Linked DNA regions of Homo sapiens: region 1 is linked to region 2. Evidence: chromatin contacts called from ENCODE Hi-C data. All regions are on one chromosome and are shown on one strand. Each heading gives the region's core, a stretch centred on a gene start or an enhancer-like site at or near the end of the contact. The rest is flanking DNA. Distances are from core to core; before and after follow the strand shown. Region 1 overlaps LOC105377104 (a long non-coding RNA gene). Region 2 holds the start of SLMAP (sarcolemma associated protein).

What was found. A loop is a pair of places that touch in the nucleus more often than their neighbours do. Pooled maps may share reads with other maps.
Region 1: a loop to region 2 is called in a map with no recorded cell type, with 15 times the contacts of the local background. The contact joins the enhancer-like site here to the promoter of SLMAP in region 2. A Hi-C loop is called at or near these places in 1 of 168 maps with a recorded cell type or tissue (PC-9), 2 of 37 single-sample maps with no recorded cell type and 8 of 50 pooled maps.

The regions. Positions count from the first base shown.
Region 1 is chr3:57,982,577-57,985,884 of GRCh38, reverse strand. It overlaps LOC105377104 (a long non-coding RNA gene), which reads right to left. Exons shown (of 4, transcript XR_940874.3): 3 at 1,415-1,540; 4 at 1-630. Among named protein-coding and RNA genes, the nearest start is that of FLNB, 24 kb to the left of the region's middle. Within about 2 kb of position 1,949, at least 19 of the 41 ENCODE cell types and tissues checked have a DNase peak (open chromatin) inside an H3K27ac peak, as active enhancers do; they include PC-9, where a contact is called at or near this core.
Region 2 is chr3:57,754,305-57,757,765 of GRCh38, reverse strand. SLMAP (sarcolemma associated protein) reads right to left here and starts at 1,457. Exons shown (of 25, transcript NM_001377540.1): 1 at 1,424-1,457; 2 at 1-1,218. The coding sequence starts at 114. RefSeq lists a silencer at 720-999 and enhancers at 547-1,448, 1,370-1,549, 1,580-1,859, 1,449-2,351.

The sequences.
Region 1 (3,308 bases), core at 700-3,199, 230 kb before region 2:
CTGGTCTCCACCTTCCTTCCTGTTGGCTTCCTTCTCAGGCAGGCTGTCCCCTCGTGGTGACAAAAATGCCCGCCATCTTCTCCAGGCCGAGCTCCTCGAGAATCCCAACAAGATCCCAACAGGGAGAGAGCACCTCTTTCCCAGAACTTCCAGCCAAAGTCCAGGGCTGATGTGAGTTGGTTCTGGTGACCATGGCTGATCCCCCAGTCAAGGAGACTTGGGCCTCTCATTGGCCAGCCCCAGATCCCAGCCTCACTCCACCACGAGGGCTGTGGCCAGCCACCTAGCTGCTGACATGGGGAGGCCATAAATGACAGATTTACTGAGCCCTTGTAAATTACTCTGTGCCAGACATTGTTCCAAGAGCCAAAGATACATATAAACCTCACAAAATCCTGTTATCTCATCAGGCAGGTGAGGTGAGATCGAGTTACTTGGTCCAAATCACACAGCTGGGAGATAGCAAGGCTGGGCCTCAAACCCAAGCACTCAGGATGCCTGTTGCTTAGTGATGTTCTCTGCCAGGCATCAGCTCCACAAGGCTGGCTTCCTCATTGCTGTTGTCTGGAATCATGCTGCACCTGACCAGGCTGTGGGGACTGGCTCCGTGGTTGTGTTAATTTGCTGTGGCTACTTTAATAAAAAAAATTACCACAAATTTCATGACATAAAAGAACACAACTAGGCCAGGCGTGGTGGCTTCAACACCTATAATCCCATCACTTTGGGAGGCCAAGGCAGGTGGATCACTTGAGGCCAGGAGTTTGAGACCAGCCTGGCCAACATAGTGAAATACTAAAAAATAGAAAAATTAGCTGGGCATGGTGGTGTGCACCTGTAGTCCCAGCTACTCAGGAGGCTGAGGCACAAGAATCACTTGAACCCAGGAGGCGGAGGTTGCAGTAAGCTGAGATCACGCCACTGCACTCTAGCCTGGGTGACAGAGCAAGACTCTATCTTGACAAAAAAAAAAAAAAAAAAAAGGACACAACTGAGTCAGATGTGGAGGTGGCTTTACACCTGTAATCCCAGCACTTTAGGAGGCAAGGCAGAAGGATCCTTTGAGCTCAGGAGTTTGAGACCAGCCCTGGCACCATAGGGAGACCCCATCTATAAAAAAAAATTAGCCGGGTGTGGTGGTGTGCACCTGTGGTCCCAGCTATTCGAGAGGCTAAGGTGCGAGGATCACTTGAGCCTGGGAGGTAGTGGCTTCAGGGAGCCAAAATGGACCCACTCACTCCAGTCTGGGTGACAGAGCAAGACCCTGTCTCAAAACAAACAAACAAGAAAACACAACTGTATTCTCTTATCATTCTGGAGGCCAGAAGTCAGCAATCAGTTTCACTAGGCTAAAGTCAAGGCGTCAGCAGGGCTGGCTCCTTCTGGAGGCTCCAGGGGCTATCCTTGCCTTTACCTGCTTCCAAAAGCCACATACACCTCTTGGCTCATGGCCCTTGCTTCCATCTCCAAAGCCAGCAGGGTAGCATCTTCAAATCTCTTTCTCTCTGGTCTTCTGCTTTGTCATCCTATCTTCTTTTGTCTGAAAGACAGACAGGAGGAGGAGATCCTCTTACAGAGCCTGCTGTGATTACATGGGGCCCATCTGGATAATCCAGGATACTCTCCTCATCTCAAGGGCCCTAACTGAATCACATCTGTGAAGTCTCTTTTTTGCCATGTAAGGTCACATTTACAGGTTACAGGGATTAGGACTTGGATACCTTGAGGGGCCAATATTTTGCTTACCACAGTGGCAGAGTATGTGGGCTCTGAGCCTGGAGATGGCTCTTGAATCTGGGTAGCTCAGCCTCTAAATTGCTGTGTCACCAAGTGATTTAACCTCCCTGTGCCCCAGAGTGCAGAGATCAAGAGGTGTGGGAGCCCAGCATTTTGAGGAAATGAAAGCAATTCAGGCTGATGGAGGATGGGTGGAGTGGAAGAGGCCTTTGGCCTCAAGCCCATGCTCTGAGTCAGTTTCCACGTCTGTACAACGGAAATGATAACGGTCTCTTCTTCATAGTGCTGGCTGTCATAGGATTAAATGAGTTAAGACTTGTGAAATGCTGAGCACGATGCTTAGCACAGAGACGGTGCTCAATAAATGTTGGCAACTTGATATTGTCTTAGTTTGGGTTTCCTCAAAAGCAGACCCAAGTCCAGGATTCACATAGGAGTTATTCATTTGGGAAATGATTCCAAGAAGTGCTGGCAAGGGAGGTGGGAGGTGAGGCTGGAAAGACAGGAAGCCCACAAAAGGTGCATTCATGAGTGGGCTGCTCCTGCGAGCAGCTGGAGCTCCATCCTGCAGGGGAACCTAAGGGCCAGGTAGAGTGTACCCTCCAAGGCATCTGAAGGGCTGGGGCCTGCATTTACCAGTAGTCATTGGTTGAGGGCTTACTGAGGAGGGGCTGTTAACTCACCACCCTCCGGCCGACCATGTGTGCAAGCACAGCCAGCTCCTGTGATCAGAAAAAGTCACGGCTGCATGGCCAGATGTGGTGGCTCAGGCCTGTAATCCCAGCATTTTGGGAGGCCAAGATGGGTGGATCTCTTGAGGCCAGGAGTTTGAGACCAGCCTGGGCAACATGGTGAAACCCCCTCTCTACGAAAAATACAAAAATGAGCTGGGTGTGGTGGCGTGCTCCTGTAGTCCCAGCTACTTGGGGTGCTGAGGCAGGAGGATCGCTTGAGCCTTGGAGGTCGAGGATACAGTGAGCCATGTTCCTGCCACTGCATTCCAGCCTGGGTGACAAAGCAAGACCCTGTCTCGAGAAAGAAAGAAAAGAGAGAGAGAGAGCGAGAAAGAAAGAGAGGAGAGAAGAAAGAAAGAAGGAAGGAAGGAAGGAAAGAGAAAAAAATCAAAGAAAAGGAAAGGAAAGAAAAAAGAAAAGAAAAGAAAAAAGTCATGGCTGCTGGCGGCTAAGGTGAGTGGTGTAGGCTGAAGGGGCATGGTGGGGGGCATTGAGTGTGCTGCATACATCACACAGGACCATCCCCACCCAGGAGCCTTGATCGTTGGGACCAGGATCTGGTGACTATAAATAAAGGGACATGCGCAGAAGAGTCTGGCTCCTTCTGTCTTGGAAATGGGGCCTGAGCCTTCTGAACAGTTGGGAGAGGTTTTAAACCAGTTTCATTTCCTTTTTCCAAGATGTAGCTGTTGTCTAGGGCAGGCCGAAGTGGGGGTGTTAACAGATTTAACAGAGTCCCACTGGTCCTGGTGAGGTTTTCATGGCAGGTGGCTGGGAGGCCGGCTCTGTAGTCCAGCACCTCAGGGCCTGAGAGGAAAATGGTGTCTGTGGACAAAT
Region 2 (3,461 bases), core at 208-2,707:
TCGACAGCGGGCCACTGAGCGGCCGATTTTGATGGGCTCGTCCAGGTAGACATGACGCTCCTGAAACGGGTGCGAGTTCGGGCGGCAAGTGAAGATGGCCAAGGCTGACGGCATCGAGGATAGACTGGGGGTGTCTCTCCTACCAGGGACAAAGAGGAGTTCCTCCGGATCCGGACTGCCCTTCACAAGCCTATGCCCCTATCCCACCCAAAATTTTAAATTAACACAAACTGCACATTGTCTAAGCATAACCAGTGAACATCAACTCTTCACTTGGGTGGGAAGACAAGCCAGCGCAAGCCCCATCACCTCCTTTAAAACGCTGCAACGCCGTGATCACAAAAAGTCCCCAACTGGCAGCTTTCAGTCCATCTTCTTCTCTGGGAAGAAAAGGCTCAAACATCGGGCAGCTTCGGCCAAGAAAACTCCTGGAACACAGTTTGGGGACTGGAGGTATCCAAGCAGATGAGTCACACGCCAATTCTTGTGTTTGGTTTGAGATCGCGGCCGCTTTTCCCCCTTGGTGGCGGAAACGTTGCAGCACTGCAGCATGAATGAAGGGTCGGTTCGGCGCGGCCAGGAAAGTCCTTTTGGGCCGAAGGAAGGTGTGGCTGGGCACCTCTGGGCAGCCACCGCCAGTCCTCGCCCGGAGTGAAGGGGCGAGAGGTGACGGAGACGGAGGGGCTCTAGACGGCCGGCGGGACAGTCTGCATCGCCCCTGCTGAGCGGAGGCCGCCCCGGGAAGGGGGACGCGGTCCCCGGCCTGGCACGATCCGAGACGGCGGTGGCTGAGGTTCTCCGCGCGAGGCGTGGAGGCCGGCGGGGCGCGGGCAGTGGCCAAGTCGGGACTCCTGGGCACCTGGCGAGCGTCCCCGCGACCAGGGCGGGGACCCGGCTCCGCAGGCCGGTGCGGACCGAGCGAGGCGCGACACCGGGAGGCTCGAGTTCCCAGGCGGCAGGAAGTTGGTCCCCGGACGCCTAGGCTTCTGGGCCGCCGCTCAGCACATGGGCCGCCTCCCCTCAGGGTCGCCCCCGCGAGGGTCGCATCTCAGGGACGGCAGCCGCAGCTCCCGGCGGACGAGAAGGTGGGGGAGGGAGACTGGCCCGGAGGTTGGGGAGAGGCCTTGAGGCCCCGGGCTGGATCCGCCGCAGCCTCCACCGATCGCGGCCGATGGGGCAAGCTCAAGCTGCGCCCGACGAGGCAGGAAACTTTCCGACCTGGTGGGGAAAACATCAAAACAAACGGCCGTCAGGCGCCTCAGCCCGCCCGCCTCAGCCGTCGCCCCCTCCAGCCAGACCCCCGCCAGCCCACACCGCTAGGCACGACCTCCGCCGACCTCTCCGCAAGCAGGCTACGAGGATTTGGAGCCAGGACGCCACGACGGGTCCTACCTCCCTAGCCGCCACCACCGCCTCAGCTTACCTTGCCAGCGCCGGCCGCCATAGTGACTCTGACTGAAACCTACCCGGTGCACCGCCACGGGAACGCGCACCCTTCAAGGGCCCTCCTACCCCCTCTCCCGCGCCGTAGTCCAGGAATGTCACGTGAACGACGCCACGGAAGCCGTGTTGGTAGAGGGCAGAAAAAAGGGCAAGGTAATTTTTAACGGGCCTCCAGGCGCCATCTTAGTTAAGGGCTGGAAGCTTCAAACCTCGGGACAACCTTAACGACCATTTTGGTTAAGGGCAAGAACAATTTGCGCCGTAGAAGGTTTTTCAAACAAACAGTGCCACCTTCTTATTTTATCTACTTAGCAAGGGGGTGCCAACTTTTACTAAATTTTATTCTGTTTAATTCTCGATGAAAATACTAGCGAGCAAAAGAACAGACCCAGCCAAAGGAGATGGTCATTAGCAGCCATCTTAGCTGTGGGCAACACAGTCACCCGCAGCTACCTTAAGTGTGAGCCGCCAAACTCCCTGAAGTCTTAGGATTTGTGCACCTAACAGAAGGACCATTCTCCCCTCTGCTAAATTCGTTATGTTTTCTTCCCGGAAAAAAAAAATCTTAGTTCCCGCATTCCATTTCGAATGACAGTCTTTCTCACTGAACCTATTATGTGCCCCCAGGGCTCCTGCGCGGATTCTTCCACAGAAGGAGCGTCCAGAAAGTTTAAAATCATGTTTCTTCCAAAGAGAGATTGAATAATTTCCAAAGTGAAAAAAGAGGGTATTTCCCCCACTTACAATATCAAGATGAGGAGTCATTGGTCTAAAGAAGGAAGACTTTGCAAGGGCTAAATGAAAACTTTAAGAAAAAATAGTGAGAAGGAGACTTACTCATTTAGAATCAAAGGTGACTTCATTCTTCAGATTCCTGCAATAACAGGCTCCACCACTGTGTGACCTTAAGCAAGTTTCTAAACTTTTTCAAGCCTCTTTTTTCTCATGGATGACATGTTAATAATAGTTAATTCACTTGATGTGGTGAGACTTCAAAATGTTAATCCATGTTGTTCAATAAAGAGTAGCAATTAGGCCGGGCGCGGTGGCTCACGCCTGTAATCCCAGCACTTTGGGGGGGCCGAGGCAGGCGGATCACCTGAGGTCGGGAGTTTGAGACCAGCCTGACCAACATGGAGAAACCCCGTCTCTACTAAAAATACATAATTAGCCGGGCGTGGTGGCGCATGCCTGTAATCCCAGCTACTTGGGAGGCTGAGGCAGGAGAATCACTTGAACCCGGGAGGCGGAGGTTGCGGTGAGCCAAGATCGCGCCATTGCAGTCCAGCCTGGGCAACAAGAGTGAAACTGTCTCTCCAAAAAAAAAAAAAAAAAGAAAGAAAGAAAGAAAAAGTAGCAGTTATTCATCTCAATACTTATATAGACAGTTTGGCCGTGTCCTAGGTTTTTGCTGGGCCCTGGGGACACATAACTGAACCAAACTTCAATTCCTGCCTTCTGAGATCATAACGGTATTGTGGGTTAGAAATGAGGGTAGGGAGTGACAAACATGAAATTGATGTAATCAGGGCTAAGATAGAGGCAGGCACTAGCTGCCCAAGGGGTCAGGGATGGTCTGGGAGAAGTAACTGAACTGAATGAAGGAAGATAGGAAAACCACAATAAATATGGTATTCGCTGAATGGTTTCATGAATTTCCACAAACACGGATAGCAAGGAAAAGAAGGAGCCTACTTGAAACAGTGCACCAATGTGCCGGCACATAATAGTGGATAAATAAGTATTTGATGCATGAATGAAAATTACATACTGTTACTCATTATTAGAGGATAAAGTAGGCGGGACACAAAGTGAGTCTGGAAAGAATAGGCATTATATAATAAAGACGTTATATTCGTTTTTCAAGCTCTTCATCAATTCAACAAATATGTGTCAAGCTACCACTGTGTTCCAGGTATGCTATTCAAAATGAGGATATGTTGGAAAGCTTTCTTATGAGAGGATGAAAAGTTTTCACTTCTGATAACTTTTAGGCTGTTAAGGAATAAAATAAGATA